2 separate regions of the Homo sapiens genome follow, and region 1 is linked to region 2. Evidence: read pairs that join two places in POLR2A ChIA-PET (ENCODE). Cell type or tissue: MCF 10A. All regions are shown on one strand. Each heading gives the region's core, and the rest is flanking DNA. Links, peaks and the distances in the headings are about the cores only. Region 1 has its middle 10 kb from the start of RNASE10. Region 2 overlaps TTC5 (tetratricopeptide repeat domain 5).

Region 1 (2,807 bases), core at 184-2,683, 200 kb before region 2:
AAATTCATCCAAATGTATAGGTACTGTGGGTAAAAATCTAGTGGAAAGAGATTCTTGAGCTTGGTTTTTCTAACCTCACAACAGCAAATAATAGAGGCTTTTAAAAGTCAGTCTGAGATTTCTTAAGGAAACTTCTAGAAAGAAGTTCATTCTGTGGCCTTGTGAATAGTATATGGCTCTAGATTTACGAAGCAAACTTAAGAAGGCCTATATGGTAAATAAAACTCTTCCACCTGTGGAAATAATCAGGCCAAACCGTCAGGATTGCCCTTTTACTTATCTTCCAGCACACTGAGCTGAGAGCTTCCTATGCCATCTCTCTTCTTGTCCTCAGTGCCAAGCAAAGTGTGTGGAACAATGAAGGTAGTCAACAACATTTATGAGAAGAATAAATATCAGGTTGTGAAATAGCTTTCGCACCTGATTCCAACTGTGAGGCGGCAATGGAGAGCCAGGGAGGCAGGCAGAGGCACTGAACTCATCAAGCTTGGTTTCCTCTGCCCAGCCTCAAGTTGTACCATGGGGAGACAGAGACTCCATTAAAAATAAACTCACAATTAACTTTAAAATACTGCAGCAATAAACAAATAAGTAAAAATAACAAAATAAGGAGAAGAGATGAAACAAGATGAGCAAAATGTTGATTACTGTTGAAGCTGCATGTAATGGGCACTTGGGGATTAAATCATATGCTTCTTTCTAATTTCAGTGCATGTTTAAAAATTTCCATAATGGAAAGGAGAAGAAAGGAAAGGAAAAGGAAGGGAAAGGTAAAGGAAAGGAAAAGGAAGGGAAAGGAAGGGAGGGGAGAGCAGGGAGAGGAAGGAAGAGGAGGGGAGGAAAGGGCAAGGGAAAGGGAGGGGAAGGGAGGGAAAAGGGAGAAGCGGGGAGGGGAGCGGAGGGGAAGGAAGGGAAGGGAGAAAGGAAAGAAAAGAAAAGAAGAAAAGAAAAAGAAAGGAAAGGGGAAAGGACAGGAAAGAGGAAAGGAGAAAGGAAAGGAAAAAGGAATGAAAAAAAAGAAAGAACAGGAAAGGAAAGGAAACTTGAAGGGGAAGGAAATTACAAAAAGGAAGTCTGCTGGCTTTGTAAGGAAGGGGGTAATGAGTAAGTTCAGGCAGTTTTGTTTCATTTTGGGTATTTGCACCAGTATTCGAGGTGTCCCAATCAGAGTGACTCATCTTGAATAAAGGCCAGATGAAGCCAAACCTGCTGGGTTACTTTCCCAGGAAATTGGGCACTGTTAATCACAAAATGTTTATGGTTGAGGAAATGAGTTGATGGAAAAAGGCATTCTTAGTTTAAAAATGGGTTTCTTGGATGGCATGGTGGCTCACACCTGTAATCCCAGCACTTCAGGAGGCCAAGGCAGTTAGATTGCTTGATCTCAGGAGTTCAAACCAGCCATGGGCAATGTCAGGCGTCTGAGCCCAAGCTTGCACGTGTAAGTATCCGGATGGCCTGAAGCAACTGAAGAATCACAAAAGAAGTGAAAACAGTCGATTCCTTCCTTAACTGATGACATTACCTTGTGAAATTCCTTCTCCTGGCTCAGAAGCTCCCCTACTGAGCACCTTGTGACCCCCACCCCTGCCCGCCAGAGAACAATCCCCTTTGACTGTAATTTTCCACTACCTACCCAAATCCTATAAAACAGCCCCACCCCATCTCCCTTTGCTGACTCCTTTTTTGGACTCAGTCCGCCTGCACCCAGGTAATTAAAAAGCTTTATTGCTCACACAAAGCCCGTTGGTGGTCTCTTCACACGGACACACGTGACAGGCAACATGGTAGAATCCTATCTCTATAAAAAAATAAAAATAAAAATTAGCTGGGCATGGAGACTGAGGTGAGAGAATCCAGAGGATCAAAGAGGATCGAGTCAAGGAGGTGGAGGCTACAGTGAGCCAAGATCGCACCACTGCACTCCAGCCTGGGCGACAAGAGTGAAATTCTGTCTTAAAAAAAAAGGTGGGTGGGAGGGTTTCTTGTGGTGGTGAAGGTGTAAGCAAATAAACACATAAAAATAAACATGGGTTTCACTTTAAAGATAATACTACACTCATAAATTATTGCTGAAATCAATAGTTACACCGGAGAATAACAATACTAATAGCCTGTCACAACTTGATCACAAGCCTTTATAATAAAGTAAACTATTCTTTTTTTTTTTTTTTTTTTTTTTTTTGAGATGGAGTCTGGCTCTGTTGCCCAGACTGAAGTGCAGTGGCGCAATCTCGGTTCACTGCAAGCTCCGCCACCCGGATTCATGCCATTCTCCTGCCTTAGCCTCCCGAGTAGCTGGGACTACAGGTGCCCACCACCATGCCCGGCTAATTTTTTGTATTTTTAGTGGAGATGGGGTTTCACCGTGTTAGCCAGGATGGTCTTGATCTCCTGACCTCGTGATCCACCCACCTCGGACTCCCAAAGTAAACTATTCTTAACCTTAATATCCTGTATAAGCAAGCATTACATTTAAAGTAGGGGCATTCCTCCTCTTGCTCTCTGAGGATGCCCTACTCTGTAATAGAGTAGTTTCTAATGAACTGTTTTAACTATACTGTACTCTGCGCCCTGTCCTTAATTCTTTCCTGCTCAAGATCGAAGAACTTGCTCTTGAGGTTTGGAACAGGAATCCTTTTCCAGTAAAACCAGTAGTTCAAACCACTCCCTGCTCCACCTCTGACTTCCTCTTTTGTTTTGAGAGAGGATCTGCAAGACACTAGCAGTTTTGAGGAAGAGTGAGCCCTAGGGAGGGAAATGCTCAGTGGCTCTGTACTAGCTCAACTGTTGGAAGTCAGCCTCAC
Region 2 (2,807 bases), core at 96-2,595:
GGGAAAAAAGTCTATTAAAATAATACTTATTAATATTTTTGTACATTCATTTTAAAGAATAATGAAAACTTATACTTCAGTGTAAATTAAGTGCTATCCCCAAATTAACCGTTAGGTAATATTATGGCTCTGGATTTCCCATGGGCTAAAAGAGAAAACAATGTGTAGCTTGTTCTGTGTCATTTCCTAGGAATTAAGTGAATTAGGTTATTTAGGTTTTCAAGAAATTTATTTAGGTTTTCAAGCATTTTTATGTTGATAGGCATTTGCATAGGGCTTTCCCTCAGACTTTGAGTGCCTTTTTTCTCATTATTAGAATTGGCTTCTGACTTCACATTGGTCCTCTGAGCACTTTTTATTTAGCTCTCATATTTACCTTTCTTCTTTTGCTTCTCTTGATATAGAGAATTGCTTTTTAACTTATCATTACTTATTCTGCTCCCTGTGGTAGAATAAAGAACACAGTTACTGTATGTTCATGTTTGCAATTCAGGGACTGCCCTTTTAAATTGGTTTTTCTCCCCCTCCTGCCACTCTCCCCACAACTCTACCTTTGACTTTAAACTGCCCTTTTTCAATCACGGAACTTTTAGAGCAATTATATTTTACTCTAATTTCTTAATTTGGTGAATGTTTACATTTTAAAGAATAGTGTGGTATATTCCTTCAACATTTTATATTTGGCTTCTGCTAAATAGTCACTTTTTAATCTTTTTTTTTTTTTGAGACGGAGTCTCATTCTGCCACCCAGGCTGGAGTGCAGTGGCACGATCTCGGCTCACTGCAACCTCCGTGTCCCAGGTTCAAGTGAGTCTCCTGCCTCAGTCTCTCAAGTAGCTGGTATTACAGGCACGTGCCACACCATGCCCGCCTAATTTTTGTATTTTTAGTAGAGGCGGGGTTTCACCATGTTGGCCAGGCTGGTCTTGAACTCTTGACCTCAGGTGATCCATCCGCCTCGGTCTCCCAAAGTGTTGGGATTACAAGTGTGAGCCACCGTGCCTGGTCATCTCTTTTTAATCTGAAGTTTTTCGCCCAGACCTGCATTTGTAAACATATCTGAACCAACCATTTAAACAATTTTAATTCATGTTGTTTGTGCTTTTACAATGCGCCAGGTAATGAAGAGAATTAAAAAAATATAATAAGCATAGTCATGAACATAGCCAGCAGTTGCTTCACAGCACATGGTCTGCACTGTCTTGTGGTGTCTGGCCATCTATTTTATCTGTTTAAAAAAAATTCTTTTCCTGGCCATCTATTTTAGTTAGAGTCTGAATTTGGTTTTCTATCTGTGTTTTAAGGGAACTTGGATGTAGAAACATGATTCCGCATGTGTCTGGAGCTAGGTTTATGGGCAGAGGAAATGCATTAAATGAACACCATTTCTATCCTAGCCTTTCTTCATTTATTACCAGCACTTCACTATTTAAATTTTTAAAAATCAAAATGATTTCACCTATTTCATTCATTTATTTATTTTTTTTGAGATGAAGTCTCACTCTGTCACCCAGGCTCGAGTGCAGTGGTGCAATCTCGGCTCACTGCAACCTCCACCTCCCATGTTAAAACAATTCTACCTCAGCCTCCTGAGTAGCTGGAATTACAGGTGCATGCCACCATGCCTAGCTAAGTTTTGTATTTTTAGTAGAGACAGTGTTTCACCAGGTTGGCCAGTCTGGTCTTGAGCTCCTGACCTCAGGTGATCTGCCAGCCTTGGCTTTCCAAAGTGCTGGGATTACAGGTGTGAGCCACTGTGCCCGGCCCACATATTTCATTTATATAAAGATTTATTCTATCTTAATACTACTACATGGATAAATTATAATAATATTTTGAAGTCTCACACATACAAAAACACTTATATCCCTAAGGTTTTGGGACTAAGATATCCACACTGTTATACGGTAACTGCTTCTGTGGTATAAATACCATTTTGGCAAGGAAGAAACTTCCATTTCTCTAGAAAGAGGAGGCGTAGGACATGTTGGGCATGTCAGTCCTTAACATTGAGACAGGATCCACTGATAATCTTTTCATCCCATTATAGGAGAAAGTTGACAGAAAAGCTTCTAGCAATCCTGACCTTCATCTGAACAGGGCGACGGTAAGACCTTTGGGGTGTAGTCATCTGAGGGTCAAATAAATAAGACACCTATGTCTTAGCTTGTGAGGATAACTGAGTTTGCATAGGGACAAGATTGGGTACAGACTGCGAGAGGAAAGCCATGCTATTTCTATAAATAGCTAGCTCGGTTTGGCTTCAGTATCTGGTGTAGTCACTGGAGGGAAAGGAGAAGGGGCTGTGGAGGTGGAAGAATAGGTAGAGAATGGGGGGATCTTTTAGAAGACTTCTGAAATGTTAAGTAAATATAAAGGTCAAGTGAGCCAATATATACAACTTAACTATTTTAGAGTTTGGAAATTAGCTTCTTTGAAATGATTCCATCTTTGGGGTTGTGATCATCTTGGCTAGGAAGAAGGATGTAAGGTGTTACCAGCTCTTCAGGCTGTTTGTTGCAGCACAGGAAAATAACCAGGAAGGAAAACAGTTTATTTCTCTAGATTCCTAGCCCATGGTGCCATTCCCTCGGGATAGTTTGTCTGGATATACTTATAATTGGGATACACTTCTTGTACAGTTGCATAAATATGAAGAGAGTTATGGGGAGGCCCTGGAGGGCTTCTCTCGGGCTGCAGCCCTGGACCCTGCCTGGCCAGAGCCCCGGCAACGAGAGCAACAACTTCTGGAATTCCTGGATAGATTAACCAGCCTCCTTGAGAGTAAGGTAAAAATGTCTGAAGGG

Evidence for each region. ChIA-PET counts read pairs that join two places held together with the same protein. Peaks named below come from ENCODE experiments on the same cell type or tissue, not always from the same donor. Only the 100,000 strongest peaks of a DNase experiment are listed, where the experiment ranks them.
Region 1: POLR2A ChIA-PET joins it to region 2 with 5 read pairs; 2 of 35 experiments call an interaction of 5 or more read pairs at or near these places.

The regions. Positions count from the first base shown.
Region 1 is chr14:20,493,743-20,496,549 of GRCh38, reverse strand. No RefSeq gene overlaps it. Among named protein-coding and RNA genes, the nearest start is that of RNASE10, 10 kb to the left of the region's middle. In MCF 10A, for the core only: no CTCF peak of the experiment used is centred there; a DNase peak (open chromatin) is centred at 1,179.
Region 2 is chr14:20,295,690-20,298,496 of GRCh38, reverse strand. TTC5 (tetratricopeptide repeat domain 5) reads left to right here. Exons shown (of 10, transcript NM_138376.3): 6 at 2,051-2,107; 7 at 2,643-2,789. Among named protein-coding and RNA genes, the nearest start is that of TTC5, 8.9 kb to the left of the region's middle. RefSeq lists an enhancer at 2,242-2,807. In MCF 10A, for the core only: no CTCF peak of the experiment used is centred there; no DNase peak of the experiment used is centred there.